Linked DNA regions of Homo sapiens: regions 1, 3 and 4 are each linked to region 2. The links are chromatin contacts, found by Hi-C or POLR2A ChIA-PET in ENCODE. All regions are on one chromosome and are shown on one strand. Each heading gives the region's core, a stretch centred on a gene start or an enhancer-like site at or near the end of the contact. The rest is flanking DNA. Distances are from core to core; before and after follow the strand shown. Region 1 holds the start of ABTB1 (ankyrin repeat and BTB domain containing 1). Region 2 holds the start of LINC02021 (long intergenic non-protein coding RNA 2021). Region 3 holds the start of NPHP3-ACAD11 (NPHP3-ACAD11 readthrough (NMD candidate)). Region 4 holds the start of TPRA1 (transmembrane protein adipocyte associated 1).

Region 1 (4,438 bases), core at 1,799-4,298, 2.4 Mb before region 2:
CTTGAGGACAGCCACCATCTCCACCAAAACTGCCTTTGCTCACTGTAGAGTCCAGTGCCCTGTCATCAGCCCTCTCCACTCCCGAAGGTGCTGCCATTTTTGGCAGGAGAGATGAGTGGTATAATGCTGGCCGCCTCTTCATCCTTGCATGCCAGGGGAGCAGAGGCCCTGGTGGTGGTGCTTTTCTGGTGAGCATGTCGAATGCCCACTGAGCACCACACTGTGCAAGGCTCTCTCCCTCAGTCCTCGCCACCACCCCATGGGGTTGTGAGGGTTAAGTGAGGCACCTGTTGAGTACCAATGGTGTCCCCATGGAAGATGAGAGCTGAAGCGGGAGAGGTTAGGTGACCTGTCTGAGATGGCACCAGCAGTAAGCGGTAGAGCCAGGCTTTGCAGGAAGCCTGATTCCGGAGCCCGGGCCTTTCACCACACTGCTCTACTGCCTGGAGGGCCACTGAGGCCCTTCCCAGTTCTGGAATCGTGGGTCCATGAACAGTGGGGCTGCTGGTGGAAGTGTGGGCTAACCTTGACCTTTTATACAGTCCTCCCCCTGCTTTTCGCTGCCCCTGAGTATTCTGGCGTTACTGGTCACTTAATTCACACTGACTTGGCCAAAAGTCATGCTGGGTCTTTGGAAATATACTCAGGTGAATCTAGCAAGAAAAACTGACCCTTGATAACAAAAAATTGAGAAAAGTACTGGAGATACACGGGTGGTTCACAGAAACCGGGGAAGAGCTGCAACCTGAACTCAGAAAGGGGGCCTGGTGCAACCTAGGCCTCAGCACTGGGAACTGCCCTGATCCCTCACCTGAGGAGCCCCTGGTGGTGCTCGCCCTCCTGCTTCTCTCTGCTAAGATGCTGATCTGTGGAGATAGCACCTGCCTGGCCCCTGGCGCCGATCTCCTTGGCCAGAGAAGGCAGGACTGACCATGACAACCTGCAGCGTGGAGGGATGCAGGCAGCTACATGCCAGCAGTGAACACGCCATGGGAAGGGAGGAAGCTGGGCAGCCGGGGTGGCCCCCCATGTGGCCTGCATGCCCTCAGTATCCCTCCCTGCACCGGCCCTGGCATCAGGAAGCTGACTGGTCCACCCCTCCCCACCGAGGTGGAAGCGGTTGTATGGTGGAGGATGTGTGGGGGGCTCACATCTCCTGTCTCTCTAACTAGTTAGGATAGGTGTGGGCACTCTCTCTAGTTGGATGGTGTCCAGCAGCATGGGTCCACTCTCACTGGAGGCCTAGGGCCACAGTGAGCTCAGACTCAGCGGCTGGGGCAGAAGCTATGGTGGGATGTGAAGGAGGCTGGGAACATGGGCATGGGGTGGAGAGGCCTCCAGGTGTACTGAGGCAAACGGGATGGGCATGGGGTAGAGGCAAGCCCAGGCGCCAGGGAACTTCAGGAGCCGGGAGTGCCAGCACCTTCTAAGCCTGCTCCCCCATCCCCACCCGAGCCCAATGCAACCACCCCAGAGGAGCCATGGCACCCCAGGACCTCAGCTGAGGAAACTGGCCCCTCCCACCCCTAGATTGGCATCCAGAACTATTCCACAACCAGCAGCTGCCAGGCGCGGGCCAGCCAGGTGCGCAGCGACTACGGCACGCTCTTCGTGGTGCTGGTGGTCATTGGGGCCATCTGCATCATCATCATTGCGCTTGGCCTGCTCTACAACTGCTGGCAGCGCCGGCTGCCCAAGCTCAAGCACGTGGTGAGTGTGGGGACAGGTGGGGCTGGGGGCCAGTTGAGAGGAGAGTGCCCATCGATAGGTGTCCTCATCTGCAAGGGGAGGCAGTGACTCTCCTGGGCGCACAGGGTCCCGTGGGTGAAGCAGCTGGTCAGCCTAGCACTGCTGACTGCTCTGCAGGGCACCAGCCCCAGGACAGGTGCCAGAGGTGCAGGGAGTGAGGGGGCTGCTAGCCCCACCAGGGGGCCCCTCCCTGGCACCACCAGCCCCTTTCCGGCGCAGGCACTGCAGGGCCTGAGCACCTGAATACCTCACCAGAGGCAGGCCCTGCGTTGGTGGTGCCCAAGGATCAAGGAGAGGCTCCAGCAGCCTAGAGGCCTCCCCAGGAGGAAGCGAGCAGAGCCCTAGCGATGCTCCCTGCCCACCTCGCAAGTGGAGTCTTCTTAGGGGGCTGTTGGGGGATCGATGACGTCAGGGAGGCCACGGGGCTTTGTAGTGCCAACGACTAGTAGGTTTATTTTGAGAAAGGAGTTGAGCTGCAGCAACAGAAAAGAAGGATCTGGCACCTGTGGAGGGTGCCGCGGGAACCCCCTGGGTGGGGTTGCACAGACGGCCGCGGGCCTGGCGCTGTCCGGGGGCTGGCTCGCTCGCCCATGGCCTCTCCCCACCCCGCCTCAGTCGCACGGCGAGGAGCTGCGCTTCGTGGAGAACGGCTGCCACGACAACCCCACGCTGGACGTGGCCAGCGACAGCCAGTCGGAGATGCAGGAGAAGCACCCCAGCCTGAACGGCGGCGGGGCCCTCAACGGCCCGGGGAGCTGGGGGGCGCTCATGGGGGGCAAGCGGGACCCCGAGGACTCGGACGTGTTCGAGGAGGACACGCACCTGTGAGCGCAGCCGAGGCGCAGGCCGAGTGGGCCGCCAGGACCAAGCGAGGTGGACCCCGAAACGGACGGCCCGGAGCCCGCACCAGCCCCGCGCCTACCCGGGCCGCCCCCGCGGCCTGGCCCTCGGCGCGGGCTCCTTCCCGCTTCCCCCGACTTCACACGGCGGCTTCGGACCAACTCCCTCACTCCCGCCCGAGGGGCAGGCCTCAAAGCCCGCCTTGGCCCCGCTTTCCCGCCCCTGAACCCCGGCCCCGCGGGCGGCGGGCGGCGCTTCCTGCGCCCCGGGACTCAATTAAACCCGCCCGGAGACCACGCCGGGCCCAGCGCGTCTGCCTTCTTGACTCATTCTTATTTCCGGGGTTGGGGCGGGGCGGGGCGGGCGGGGCACCCCGGGGCAGGGGCGGGGCCGCGGGGCGGGGAGGCCGGGGCGGGCGGGTCCTCCGGACGCCGCTGCAGAGCGGGGCGGGGCGGGGCTGAGCGTGTTTACATCCGCCGGGTGCGCGGCTTCGCCGCCCGAGGTCGTTCGGCTCGGGTACCATCCTCCGCGCCATGGACACCAGCGACCTGTTCGCCAGCTGCAGGAAGGGGGATGTGGGCCGAGTGCGGTGAGGACCTCGCAGTCCCGGGGAGGGTGCGGGAGGTGGCCGCCCTCGGAACGCCTCGGGCCCTGGGACGGGCGGCTGGGCGGCCGCGGAGAGGCGGGCGCCTCTGCCGGGTCACAGCCCTCGGAGCGCCCCCGCGGGGCAGACCACCCGGACCCCCGCCGCAGCCCCCCAGCGGAAGCGCGCTGGGGCGGGGACACTGATGGCCATTGACCCCCGGAGGGCTTCCTGTAAGAAGGGACTGCTCAGCGGAGGCCCGAAGGCGCAGAAGTGGGCGGAGAGAAGGCGGGCCACTGTTCGCCCTGGTAGGGCCCGGACGTCAGACCCCCCGGGCGCAGGGCGCGGGTATAGGCCTGGGACTCCAGACGTGGCCCCTTTCTCTCGTGCTCTCTGGACCTGGCGCGGGGAACACCTAGAGCCCATAATCGGCCTCCGGTCCCTGAGGATTCGGAAACTCCTGACGCAGCTAAAGTGAATCTGGCGCTGAGATGCCCCCTCCATGGGCCGGACGCGGAGGGAAGGGGTGCCCAGTTGGGTTCTGGGGCCCTTCCCCTCCTTGGGCTTCCACTATCCCGTTTGACCTCCTTTTTTCTTGGCCCTTCCTCCCCCTTGACCTGGTGCTGACTGACTGCTTCCACCTCCCCTGGGCTGGCGCCGGGCTGCTGTACTCCCGTAGCCTCCCTGGGCCGCTCCCTGACATCCCGTGCCACTCAAGAGTTAGTGCATAGTGTCAACGCTGAGTGGGTTCACAGCACTTCCAGGTGCAGCCTGGAGGCCTCCTTTGGGCTGCCCCCGCCTCAGTGGGGCTGCATTAGCATTGGCGACTCCCCTCGCTCACCTTCCGCATCCCATCAGTTGCTGTATCCCGCGACTCCTGCCTCCTAGAATTGTGTGCCCTCCACACCATCAGGAGGCCTGCAGCAGCTTTTTCCCGGGCTCCCTGCTTCTAACAGGGCCAGCTTCTTCCTGCAGTAGAGAGCTCTGGTGGGAGTGAAGGCTCCATCACCTCCTCTCCCAAACGCTGAAAGGCCAAAGGTCCAGCCTCGGCACTGGCTCTGGCTTCTGTCCCTGTAGCCCATCGTCCCCCAGCACTGATAGCACACAGTGTCTGCCTGTTCGACCCCACCTCCACATCCTTGCCTGCACTTTGCCTTGAGTGCCTCTCCTGCTCTGGTCTGCCTGTCACCTGCCCTCACCTGGGGGAGGCTTCCCCATACCAAAAGGGATGTTTTCTCTCCGTTCCTTTCCACGGGCCTTCTTTCT
Region 2 (3,896 bases), core at 365-2,864:
CTCTCCCATGCAAGCAGAGCCTCATCTATCATGGGTACTGCTGATCCATGGTGCTTGGCTCACGGAAGGCATTTATTAAACATTTTGAGACTGAATAAAAACACTAGCTAACACCGACATGCATTTGCCATGAGCCAGGCACTGATCCACAGGCTTTTGTACTCAACGCTGACAACAACCCTAAGAGGTAGGTATCATTATATCAACCATTTTATTAATAAGAAAACAACAGCACAGAGAGATGCAGTCACTTGCCCAAGGTCACACAGGGCCAGGGGTTGGGCCAGGATTTGAAGCAGGCAGGCTGTCTCCTGGGTCTGAACTCTCAACTACTACACCCTAATCAAACAATCCCTCTGGTCAAATGTGAGTGATAATAATAGTACCCACCTCGTGGGTGTTGATGGTGAGCCCAAGTTAGCATTCAGCGTGGGCATGTGAACAATTATAGTCAATACTGAATGGAGACCTATGATGCTTTTATGAAGGTTTCTATTTTGGGTTAAAAATGCACAAATTTCTCCTGACCAGAAATGATCTCTGAGTGCTAAATATTTCATGTCAATGGAATAACGCAAATGATTAAGCAACACCCCATAAAATGGGGCAGACCCAGGGAGGAATATATATCCAAACTGACTCATCCCAGTGAGCTCACCGCACATGAATTACAAATGGAGCAGGGTGCATTAAGCCCCTCTGCTGGCAGAAGGGAGGCTGCTGCCTGCCATGCGCCTGTGCTGAGAATGGCAGGTCCCCAGGGAGAGGAGAGGCCACCCCCTTCTCTGTCTCTTCCATCACAGGAGTGAAAGCCTCAGCGCATGAGCTGATTCTGTGCAGTGCTCGACATACAGATGAGAACACTGAGGCCCGAGGGACAGCCTTTGACCTGGTCACCGTGCTCAGGAGGAGGTGGTTACCCGCGGGCCTGAGGGTGCTGACTTTTTAGAATGGGCGAGGGCAGCTGTGTCCCAGTGACCAGAACGATTACTGCCTTTAAAAAGTCATGAAAATGATCGTGAACTGTACCCCACACCGAGCGCGCGTCTGCCCCCCAAGACTGTGGAGACGCCCCCAGCTTCCGCCGCCAGCTCGCGGGGCAGGAGGGGTGAGAGCGACTCTGGCCAGGCCCCAGGGACGGGGACCGGGTCTCGTGGCCCTGACCGGGGAGAGCCCAGGAACTCACGTGGCAGGAGCGCCGGGGGTTTCAGCAGGGAGACCCATCCCGTCTGCCCCTGGACTTCCGCAAGCCCCGCAGGCCTCTCCGCTCGCCCCGCCGCCCACCTGCCAGGGGAAGGAGCGCAGTGTGCGCGCCGCTAGGAAGCGGCGCTCGAAACTCTGCAGCAAGAGTTTGGTACCCGCGTTCTCCTCAGGCGCCATGACGTGGGCGGGGCCGCAGCGTTGCCAGGAGACCGGGCGGAAGCCGGGCCTGGACTGAAAAGGGGGCGGGCCCAGGGTAGTGCGCGGAGGCAGAGAGGTGGCGGGGCCTAGGGGTAGGGTCAGGAGGAGCGTCCTGGGGGCGGGCGCTAGGGCGGGGCCAAGATGAGCTTAGGAGGGTGGGGCCTGGGGTGGGGCCAGGATGAGCGTCATGAGAGCGAGGCCTGGGGTAGGGCCAGAATTAACGTCGTTGGGGCAGGTCCTGGGTAGATTCCAGGTTGGCGGGTCCTGGGGCGGGGCCAGGATAGGGCGATCCTGGAAGCTGGGCTTCGGAAGCGTCCAGGTTGGTGGCGTCCTGGAGGCGGTGCCTTGCGTGAGGGCAGGATAAGAGTCCTGGAGGCGGGCATTAGGGCGGGGATAAACGCCATTGGGTTCAGGAGGCGGGACTCGGAGCAGAGCCCAGGAGACAGGTCCTAGGGCGGGGCTAAGGCCAGACCCAGAGAAGGGCTCAGGAGGCGGGGCCGGGGCGGGGCGTTGACTATGTCTTAGCACATGGCCAGGCGGTGCGCGGACTCTGGGAGGCGGAGCTTAGGACGGGCCCACGTGGGGAGGGGCCCAGGGTCCGGGAGGCGGGGCGGAGTCCAGGCTGCGGGCTGCGCTCAGGAGGCGGGCCCTGGGAGGCGGAGCTTAGGGAGGGGCCGGTGTCGGGAGGGACCCAGGGACTGGGAGGCCGGTCGGGGCTGGGCTCAGGGGCCCAGACCTAGCTGGGCTTGGGGCGGGGCCGAGACGGAGCGAGGGGTCCAGGGTGTGGGAAACGGGGAGGGGTTTGAGGAGGGGATCGGAATGTGGCTCAAGTTCGGGAGGCGTTACCTGCGGAGGGTTTGAGGCAGGTCCAGGAGCGAGCCCACGGTCTGCCGACGCGGGGCCAGGGGCGGGCCCCAGGATCCGGAGCTTCGGGCGGGGCCGAGTCCGGGTTTGGGGCCCGGGAGGCGGGGCCAGTTAGAGCGAGGGTCCCTGGGATCGTCAGGTCAGGCCTTGGGCTAACGTAGGCACTCGCAGTTCCTCCGCCTTCAGGAAGGTCTTTTTAGCAGGGGCCTTACGGGTGCGCGCTTCGGTCCTGGAGGCCTTATCCTAGCCTCCTCTCTCCATCAGCGCCACCCGTCTGGGGCCCAAAAGGAGGGAGCTTTACCTCTGTCCCCCAGCCTTTGGAGTGTCACCAAACAAGCCATTCGTTCACCAAATACTTATTAAGTGCCTGACAACGGAGATGTAACGGTGAGAAAAACTCGGTGTTGTCCAGGCCCTCCAGGGGCTCAGGGGCTCGTGGAAGAAGTGGACATTGAAGTATTTATCACACAAATGAGTGTAAAAGTACAATAGCATATCTGCCACGAAGGTGAGCAGACAGAGCTAGCGGGGCTTGCAGGAGGAGTTTTGATCTTGCGGGGACAGGAAGGAGGAGTTAGCTCCTGCGGGGTGGGATTGGGGGTTGTGGTGATATAGACGTGGGGACAGAGTGGAAAACAACAAAAATATAATTATTTTAGTTCAAAGTTATTGTGTCTTGAGTTGAAAGGCAGGGCAGTTAGCAACACAGTTCAGATTTCAGTACTGTCCCTGAAATCTGAACTGTGTTCAAAGTCTAAAACGTTTACCTTAGCAAATTCCTCATAAAACTCCATTTGGAAGAGTCCCGAGAGCTAATTTGTTAAGTATACTTGCAGAAGGTAGATGAGGAGACAGATTAAATCTTATTACCTCTTTCAGATGAGAGGCACTTGAGCCCTGCTCAGCTATGAGAATAAGAGGGGGAATTAATTCTAATTGAATACACTTGTTCTCTTATAGCTGTTGTTCCCCACCAGAACCAAATGAGCGCAAGATCTGACAAAGAAAAAAAAAGGTTCATCTTTTATTCCCCCATACCCTTTCATTTAAATCAAGAGGATGAGATGTGGTTATTGCTGTGTTTTTAGGCAGAATCAACGGTTTCTGGGTCTGAGATGTTGCATACACCCTCTCAGTCCCTGTAGCCTGAGATGGAGTCACGTGAGAATCCACAGCAAGTCCTAACCAGGGATGGGTCTGGGTGATTAAGGAAGGTTGGCTTCAGAACTGGGCCAGGGGCACTGCTTTGCTTTTGCTGTTTTGATCAGCTCTCTGCCTGCAGGAGACAAGGAAAATCAATGGGAACAGGTTAGTTATACTCAGAAATCCTGGGCTTATTTTATTAACTCACATAATAGCTATTAATTGTCTTTCCTCCAAGGAGCAAAAGGGCATATACGGTCAATGCCATAGTAAATAACACTGTATTATGTTATACTAAAATATTAATCTAGGTTGGTTCAGTCTTTCCTGATTCCATAGATTGGAAACGGATTGAAGAAGGACGCTAGTGGACCACAGAGCTGAGCCATGCACACAGAAGAAATCTTTTTTTCTTTTTTTTTTGGAGATGGAGTTTTGCTCTCTTGTTGCCCAGGCTGGAGTGCAATGGCGCGATCTCGGCTCACTGC
Region 3 (3,922 bases), core at 912-3,411, 2.6 Mb after region 2:
AATATGGATAAGTTTTTTCATGCCTCGATATGTGAGAAAGGAACCAGTATGTTTCACAGGGAATCAGGATTGGTGACATGAGTGACTGTGACACTTGCCAACCCTTATTGCACTCCGCCCTGTTTGGTTTGGCCTTTTCTACCCCCACCTCACAGTTGTTTCCAACGTGCGGTGTCTGTTGGGCAGTGGCTTGGATACATTGAATCAGATATTTGAAATGCACTAGTCCATTTTATACATGCAAGTGCATTAAGGTTGCCCAGTAGGAAAACTGATAAGACAACAGATAAACTGCTACACGGACTTCTTCCCAGACAACGACAATAATTACACAACAGCTAATGAGGGAGTTTAAAAACAAAAACAACAACAACAACAACAACAAAACCTGACTAGAAGAATGTCTAGTCTTGAAGACAGGAGGCTTTTTTTCTTTTAGAAAAATCAGTCTGAGGTATTTATTTCACCCCGACTGTAACGACTCCGGGAACTCTTAGGCTGCCTATAAGTCTCTCCCACAGTAAAGAGTACACAAACGACACAACAACGACCAGAGGGGCCCCAAACTGAGGGCAAAAAGTTTTAGAGATTCGTTCACAGAAAAGCAACCTCTTGCTTTATACTATTTTTTTTTTTTTGATACGGAGTCTCGCTCTGTCACCCAAGCTGGAGTGCAATGGTGCAATCTCGGCTCACTGCAACCTCCGCCTCCCGGGTTCAAGCAATTCTCTTGCCTCAGCCTCCTGAGTAGCTGGGATTACAGGCGCGTGCCACCATGCCCGGCTAATTTTTGTATTTTTAGTAGAGACGGGGTTTCACCATGTTGGCCAGGCTGATCTCGAACTCCTGACCTCAGGTGATCCGTCCGCCTAGGCCTCGAAAAGTGTTGGGATTACAGGCGTGAGCCACCACGCCCGGCTGCTTTACATACTATTTTATTGAATTATAATGGACCTGCTACATGGAGGGCATGCAATAATTGCTTTTAGCGTAAATTAATCAAATGGACTAGGGAAATTTGACTACATCTAGAGAAGGTTTTCAACCATGGTGAGATCAGGAGGCTTCCAGAAATTTTCATGTCAAGACCATTAAAATGCAAGAGCGATGAAACTTTACAAAGAAACCGACACTTGAGCCCCACTTTGGAGACCCACTTAAAATTTTTATGGTGGGGAGGGGGGTGAAACTCCTAGGAAGAGTTTGCTGAGTTGCTTCAACAGATGTCACCAGCCTTCTGAGGGGGTGGGCGCGGGGGCGGCAGTGGAGCTGGAGATTGGCATTTGCCTCCTCAGGACACTTTCCGGCTAATTTCTTCTAGGTGCCTCAATGAATAAACCAGAAATAGAAAAGCGGGGACCAGGCGCGGTGGCTCACTCCTGTAATCCCAGAACTTTAGGAGGCCGAGGCGGGAGGATCATTGAGCCCAGGAGTTCCAGGTTGCAGTGAGCCGCGATCGTGCCACCGCAGCGAGACCCTGTCTCCAAAAAAAGAGACAGAAAAAGGGGAGGGTTAAGGAATCATTTCAGACTCGAAGAGAATATGGCCTCTCAAATTAAAATGGGCAGTTTCCGCCGAACTTTCAAAGCCGCTTGGTTTGGAGAGGGAGCAGGACGGCCGTGCTTCCCAAGGGTCTCCCGGCGTCGCGGCCCAGCCCGGCGTTACCTGCAGTTCGGCCCGCAGCCGCTTGTTCTCCGTGTCCAGCTTGGCCTCGCGGCGGCCCATGGACAACAACTCCTGGTTCTTGCTGACGCGAAAGATCTCGTACTCCTTCCTGAGCCGCTCGTACTCGGCCGCCGCGTACTCCAGCTCTGGCACCGACGAGCCAGTGGACTTGAAGCTGGCCCCCAGCAGCCCGCCCGCGCCCACCCCGCGGGGCAGCGACCCGGGCCCGGCCCCTGCTGCCGCCCCCGCGCCTCGGCGGAACGAGTTGCGCAGCAGGCGGGCCTTGGGCTTCACCTCCACCGGGATCTCGCAGGCCTCGCCGCCGCCCGCCCCGTACGTGTCCTCGATCACTTCCCCGCCCGCGGGGCTCACGAGCGACGAGGCGGTCCCCATGGCGTCCGTTGCCGCTACTACCTAGTGAGTACCAGCAGGACTGGGCAGCGGAACGGAACGGGACGGGGTGGGGCAGAGGAACGGAACGGGACGGGGCGGGGCAGAGGAACGGAACGGGACGGGGCGGGCCAGCGGGATGGAGCGGGGCCGGAGAGCAGGACTGGGCGGAGCAGCGGGACGGGGCGGAGCAGCGGAACGGGGCGAGGCGGGGGAGCGGGATGGGGCGGGGAAACAGGAGGGGCGGGGCAGCAGAACTGGGCGGGGCGGGGGTGCAGGACGGGGCGGGGGAGCAGGACGGGGCGGGGCAGCGGAACGGGGCGGGGCGGGGCCGGAGAGCCGGACGAGGCGAGGCAGCGGAACGGGGCGGGGAGGGAGAGCGGAAGGGGGTGGGGCAACTGGAGGGGCGGGGCAGCGGAACGGGACGGGGCAGCGGAACTGGGGGGATGGGCGAGGGGGACGGGGCGGGGCAGCAGGGCTAGGCGGGACAACAAGAGGGGCCGGGCAAGTGGGGCGGGGCATGTGGGCGGGGCAGGGCAAACGGGGGTGGGTCGAGAAAGCACACAGGGCCAGGCGGGCTAGCAAGAAGGGCGGGGCTAGCAGGAAGGATGGGGGGAGTGGCGACTGTGCAGGACCAGCAGTGGACCGGACGCTGGTGGAGGGGTGCTCCGAACGCTGGTGGAGTGGTGCTCCGACATAGGGCTTCTCTCCGTTGTCTCCGCCCGGCTCGAGGCTCCCTGGCGGGCGTGCCTCACAGGGAGCACAGGCCTGGGTCCCAGCTGCTCTACAAACGCTGCAGCTATTTCTTTCGCTGCCGCCGTGCCTGACCGGAAACTCCTTTCTGGAAGCAGTTGGGAAATCTGAAAAATTTATGGAGTGCCTGCTATGTGCTTCCCGCGATATCTCTCTCTCAGTATGCATGTAGATAGAATGACCAGCAAGGAATAATGCCAGCAAAGAAAGAGCTTTTAGATTTTACAGTCTGAAACCACCAGGGACAATCCTTAGACAAGGTTAAGTTTTTTAACTCATTGCGGCATGGGACATTGGAGACCGCACACCAGTCTCTCCTTCATTCCCTCCATCAAAGTGGCTAGTCATCTCTTCTCTTACCCTTTAGATTTTCTTCAGGAAGTAGTCATACTAGGCCTTTGCATTCTTCAAAATCCAGAGTGTATATACTAATTTCTTCAGGTGGTCTCCTGAGATAAAGGGAAATATTTCCACCATCACAGTACCTTAAGAACTTTCTACCTTTTCAAATCCGTTCTGATTTCTAACTTCAAATTTTTGAATTCTCCATGTGGATCAGGGGTTTAAGGATCATCCACTAGGTTTCTGACTAAACCCTTTGAACATTTTTGCATCTTAGTACCTCCTTTGGAATGGGCCTCAGCTGAACACTTCCATAACTATGCTTGAGTAAGAAGATAAAATAGCCATCACCCATTCTCTCCAACAAATAACCAAACTCACTATGCTAACTTCCTACAGCTTGGGGAGTACATTCAGATTCTACAGTCTGGAACTGAGTGCTCTGAAGCATGCATCTCTCCTTTCCCCACGTCATTTCTATCCAGTGACATGCCTCTAATCCACATTTCTCCACCCTACTTGCGTACTGATCTTAGATTACTATTGGTCAATGCCAAAGTGACCAAATTTCTTAATCCTAAAAAATGACATTATTTCTTCCTGGCTAACACGGTGAAACCCCGTCTCTACTAAAAATACAAAAAAATTAGCCAGGCGTGGTGGCAGGCGCCTGTAGTCCCAGCTACTCGGGAGGCTGAGGCAGCAGAATGGCGTGAACCTGGGAGGCGAAGCTTGCAGCCGAGATGGCGCCACTGCACTCCAGCCTGGGCGA
Region 4 (4,095 bases), core at 1,103-3,602, 2.5 Mb before region 2:
TTACGTATCAAAGCTTAGGAAATAACTGAAGCACTGACTTTTTTTTTTTTTTTTTTTTGAGACAGAGTCTCGCTTTGTCACCTAGGCTGGAGTGCAATGGTGCGATCTTGGGTCACTGCAACCTCCGCCTCCTGGATTCAAGCGATTCTCCCGCCTCAGCCTCCTGAGTAGCTGGGATTACAGGTGTGCACCACCACACCCGGCTAATTTTTGTATTTTTAGTAGAAATGGGGTTTCACCATGTTGGCCAAGCTGGTCTCAAACTCCTGACCTCAGATGATCCACCCACTTCAGCCTCCCAAAGTGCTACGATTACAGGCATGAGCCACTGCGCCTGGCCCGCACTGACTTTTAGTTAATAGGATGCACACTTCCTATGTGCAGACATGGTGCTCAGTGCTTTACACGTGGTGACACACTTAACAATGGCATCGCCTTCTAAGGGAGAGAGGACAATTACTGTCCCCTTATACAGAGGAGAGGAGAGGCAGAGAAGGGGTCAGTCCTCAGCCTTCTCTACTTAGTTCTCTTAGACTGATGCTCCCAAGCACTGACAAAGAAGTGGGAGGGGTTGGTCAGCTCACGATAGGGGCCTAAGGGTGGTGAGAAGGGGTGGTGAGAAGGGGTGGAGCCCAGGGGTGATTCTCAGAGGAGGAATTCCTGCGGTGCAGAGCACCCTGGGCAACCCCAGGCCTCCCAGGAACAGGGAAACTGGGACAGACTGTTTCTTCCACCTGGGAGGAGTCTCCCAGACTCACAACATTCCAGGGGCCTCTGCCTCCCTCCCTCCCACCCAGTTGAGGGACAGGATGCTGGCTAGGCTCAGGTCATGGTCACGCAATGCAGGACCCGCTGAGAACGACTGGGTAAGGCCTTCTCTCTCCTCTCTGGGACTCAGCTTTCCCTGCTCTCTCATCTGTGCAACAGGATTGACCAAACCCCACCCACAGCTACCGGATAGGAAACCCTGGGGAGAGGGGCCCTCAGTGCTTCCCACACCGACGGGTTGTTGAGCTTACAAACCCTAGGGCCTAAGGGTGGTGAGAAGGGGTGGAGCCCAGGGGTGACAAGGTGGGGAAGGCTCCATAGGGCAGAGGCCAAGTAAGTTACTTTGCTCTCCCCTGTTGTCCTTCGGCCTTGGGGCTGGCAGGCGTGTGGTCCCTGTCCTAAGCCGGAGACCCCAGTAAGATGGGGAGGCCTGGGCCCAATCTGACCTGCACCTTGCCCTCCCTGCTTGCCTTCCACCTGCTGAGCTGGTCCGTTCCTCAGGGCCTTTGGGCTGGCTCTCCCCCAGCTCTCTCCTGACACCTCCTCTGAGAAGCCTTCCCTTCTCAGCTGTCTCCAGCGCCCGAGCCGCGTCTGGGTATTTACTACTCTCTATCCCGGGAGTGCTCAGGACTCGGTCCCCTAGAACAAGGCCTGGCACGACACGAGCCCTCAACAGGTTGTTATGACGGGAACAACTGAATCTCCAGCACCGCCAAGCCCCGCTGGGGACTGGACGACCCTGCGGCCCCTCCTCACTGCAGAGAAGAGGGCAAAGCCAGCCCCCACCTGCATTCCCCGAGTCCAGAGGGAGCGGAGGCTTCGACATGGCCCCCTCACGGGGCAGCAAAGCCCCGAACCGGCGGCAGGCTTGGCTCAGGAGCACCTCGGCCGCTGCGGGCAGCCACCGTGGGGCTGGAGCCCGTGCCGCCACCCCGCGCCGGACCGGGTCGCCGAGGTCCGGATCTCCACCCGCACTGCCTCCAGCCGGGGCCGAGCCCGACGCCGCTACGTGCGGCTCCCTCCCGGGCCTCGCGTGCCCCCGCGCCCCGAGCGACTCCCGACTGCCCGGCACCCCTCCCGTGGGTTCCCACATCCAGGGCCTTCCCTCCCAAACGCCGCCTTGGCCGTCCGAGCTGCGCCCGAGCGGAAATGGGCCGCTCGCGGAGCAAGGAGGGGAACGGCGGCTGGGCTTCCCGCCGGGGCGAGGGACGGGGCTCCCCCTCTAGCTGCGGCAGGAGACGGGGAGAAGGCCCCTCCTTACCTGACAGCCCGGGCCGCGCTCAGGACCGGCCGCCCCGGCCGCCCCGGCCGCCCATCCGCCGCCACTGGGTGTGCGCGGATCCAGCACAGGCCGCGGGACTCCGGCCTCCAGCGCCAGACCAGGCGGCCTGGGCCGGGAAGCGTCGCGCAAGGACCGGGCGCGACCGGCTCCGTGGAATGAGGGCTAGGCAGGAAAGGCGAGGCGGGGTCAGCTCGCCGGGCCGCGGGTCTCGCGGACACCCTGCAGCCCTTCCCGACAGCGGCGACCGGGAAAGCAAGACCGTCTTTTTCGTCCAGCCCAAATTGCGAAAACGGCCACAGTCCCACAAGTCCCAGAGTCCCAGAGTCCCTGTTATCACTCAGGCCCGCCCTCTAACCTCCAGCAGCCTATAGGAATAAGTCATCACTGGGGGAAAAAAAAAAAAAAGTGGGAGAGACCAATCAAATTCCCAAGAGGCGGAGCAGCCCGCTGACCTCTTAAAGAGACAGCACAGAGGAGGTGCAGAGACAAGACGCTGCTTCACGGAAGAGAGAGGCCTGCGTTTCTCACTCGGAAAGCGGGCGGAATCGAAGACTGGAAAGCTGAGGACGCGCCACCTCTCGCCCTACGCGCCTTCCAGCTGGCAGCAGTTGTCAGTGGACCAGCTGGCGGCAGCCGCGCTCCACCTCCCGGCCTGGGCCGCGGCCGGACCGTCGGGGCGGAGCCTCCGGGGACCGCCCCCTCGCGTGCGGGCGCTTCGGGCGCCCTGCAGGGGTGACCTGGGGTCAGCTTGGGGGAAGGCGTGTCGGGGACCCTCCCCGGCGCCACGCGCTCCAGCCGCGCCACGCCGCAGGGCCGCCGCCTCCCAGCGCCCTGCTCCACGCGGCGCCGCCATGCCTCGGGCACTCCTCTTAGCAACCCTGCTAGGCAGTCATTATAGTCACCTTTTACAGGGCCACCTGAGGCTTGGAGAGGTCAAATAACTTGACCAAAGCCGCGCAATGAGGAAGCGACACAGCCAGGACGCCTCTCCCCAACTCTAACTTCCACAGTTCTTCACGCCTGTTCCTCTGGAAAGCCCTCCCTGATTGCGCCTGTCTTATCCCCTGGCATCGATGCTGCATTCACCATACTCAAGCCATGCGGGTCTCTGTTTCTGTCCCTCGGCTGTTCCAAGCTTGTTCCTGCTCCTGGCTCTACACCTGTTCCCCCGCAGAGCTGGCTCCTTGCCACATCATGTCCTCTAGAGGGTTTTGTGGACACCCTCGCTGGAGCGGCTGTCCAGTCTCATTTCCTTCCGAGCATCTTAATTCTCACCTGATTGTTTTCATTTACCTGCCTCCCCGTCCAGTCTCCCCACCCTATTATAGAATTCCAGCGTCATGAGGATGGAGCCAAGAGAGCCAAGCTGCAGGATGTCCCCTGCAGCATCCTGAGGCTGACTCAGAGCCTCGTGCAGATTGTAGGCACTCAGTTATTACAGGCACCCCAAGACTCACACCTTGCGACAGCACCGCTGGGCTGGAATGAGATTGGGTCCCATTCTTCTCCTTGCTCCTGTCCTAAAAACACAGGGAGATTGGGGAAGAAACCACCTTGTGATCCTCTGGGACTTTCCCAGCCTGGACCACACCCAAATGTGCATACCTAAGTTTAGGCTTCTATATTCGCCAGAGAGGCTGGGCAATGCCGGCCTGCGTAATCACGAATGACCACAGCCACAATGAGCCGTGGGGAATCCAGTGGCTCCTCAAGTTCCTCCCAGAAAGTTATACACATCACTCTCACGCACATTCAATTGGCCACCGCTTCTAGCCTCCAGAGGGCAGGAAACTGCCACCCTACCATGTGCCAGGAAGTAGAAGTCATGGGACATGTGTGACCAGGCCTAATAACTACCCTCTGTAAGGTTCTTGTATCGGTTCGAACCCTGCGAGCGCGCCGACACACAACACGAGGCGGTGTGGAGCAACATGCTGTTTTTTTTTTTTTTTTTTTTTTTTTTTTTGAGACGGAGTCTCGCTCTGTCGCCCAGGTCGGACTGCGGACTGCAGTGGCGCAATCTCGGCTCACTGCAAGCTCCGCTT

Evidence for each region. Hi-C counts contacts between places; a loop is a spot of excess contacts on that map. ChIA-PET counts read pairs that join two places held with the same protein, here RNA polymerase II (POLR2A). Pooled maps may share reads with other maps.
Region 1: a map of naive thymus-derived CD4-positive, alpha-beta T cell shows a loop between it and region 2 (32-fold over the local background). The contact joins the promoter of ABTB1 here to the promoter of LINC02021 in region 2. A Hi-C loop is called at or near these places in 1 of 168 maps with a recorded cell type or tissue (naive thymus-derived CD4-positive, alpha-beta T cell) and 6 of 50 pooled maps. POLR2A ChIA-PET finds 5 or more read pairs at or near these places in 1 of 52 experiments (naive thymus-derived CD4-positive, alpha-beta T cell).
Region 3: a map of natural killer cell shows a loop between it and region 2 (15-fold over the local background). The contact joins the promoter of NPHP3-ACAD11 here to the promoter of LINC02021 in region 2. A Hi-C loop is called at or near these places in 3 of 168 maps with a recorded cell type or tissue (CD4-positive, alpha-beta T cell, CD4-positive, alpha-beta memory T cell and natural killer cell), 8 of 37 single-sample maps with no recorded cell type and 9 of 50 pooled maps. POLR2A ChIA-PET finds 5 or more read pairs at or near these places in 1 of 52 experiments (activated B cell).
Region 4: a map of B cell shows a loop between it and region 2 (12-fold over the local background). The contact joins the promoter of TPRA1 here to the promoter of LINC02021 in region 2. A Hi-C loop is called at or near these places in 2 of 168 maps with a recorded cell type or tissue (B cell and CD4-positive, alpha-beta T cell) and 12 of 50 pooled maps.

The regions. Positions count from the first base shown.
Region 1 is chr3:127,669,904-127,674,341 of GRCh38, forward strand. It overlaps ABTB1 (ankyrin repeat and BTB domain containing 1), which reads left to right and starts at 3,049. Exons shown (of 12, transcript NM_172027.3): 1 at 3,049-3,178. The coding sequence starts at 3,123. It overlaps PODXL2 (podocalyxin like 2), which reads left to right. Exons shown (of 8, transcript NM_015720.4): 7 at 1,531-1,710; 8 at 2,365-2,899. The coding sequence ends at 2,577. RefSeq lists silencers at 2,331-2,410, 2,421-3,020, 3,161-3,420.
Region 2 is chr3:130,110,093-130,113,988 of GRCh38, forward strand. LINC02021 (long intergenic non-protein coding RNA 2021) reads left to right here and starts at 1,615. Exons shown (of 3, transcript NR_146653.1): 1 at 1,615-1,720; 2 at 2,530-2,652. LOC124909432 (a long non-coding RNA gene) reads right to left here. Exons shown (of 3, transcript XR_007096083.1): 3 at 3,268-3,541. It also overlaps the pseudogene FAM86HP. RefSeq lists enhancers at 686-875, 976-1,025 and silencers at 2,026-2,075, 2,146-2,315.
Region 3 is chr3:132,720,298-132,724,219 of GRCh38, forward strand. It overlaps NPHP3-ACAD11 (NPHP3-ACAD11 readthrough (NMD candidate)), which reads right to left and starts at 2,162. Exons shown (of 45, transcript NR_037804.1): 1 at 1,666-2,162. It overlaps NPHP3 (nephrocystin 3), which reads right to left and starts at 2,112. Exons shown (of 27, transcript NM_153240.5): 1 at 1,666-2,112. The coding sequence starts at 2,058. NPHP3-AS1 (NPHP3 antisense RNA 1) reads left to right here and starts at 1,453. Exons shown (of 11, transcript NR_002811.2): 1 at 1,453-2,082. RefSeq lists silencers at 1,769-2,018, 2,119-2,628 and an enhancer at 2,869-3,058.
Region 4 is chr3:127,588,381-127,592,475 of GRCh38, forward strand. It overlaps TPRA1 (transmembrane protein adipocyte associated 1), which reads right to left and starts at 2,353. Exons shown (of 11, transcript NM_001136053.4): 1 at 2,030-2,353. RefSeq lists enhancers at 618-1,295, 1,296-1,972 and silencers at 1,706-2,175, 2,676-3,005.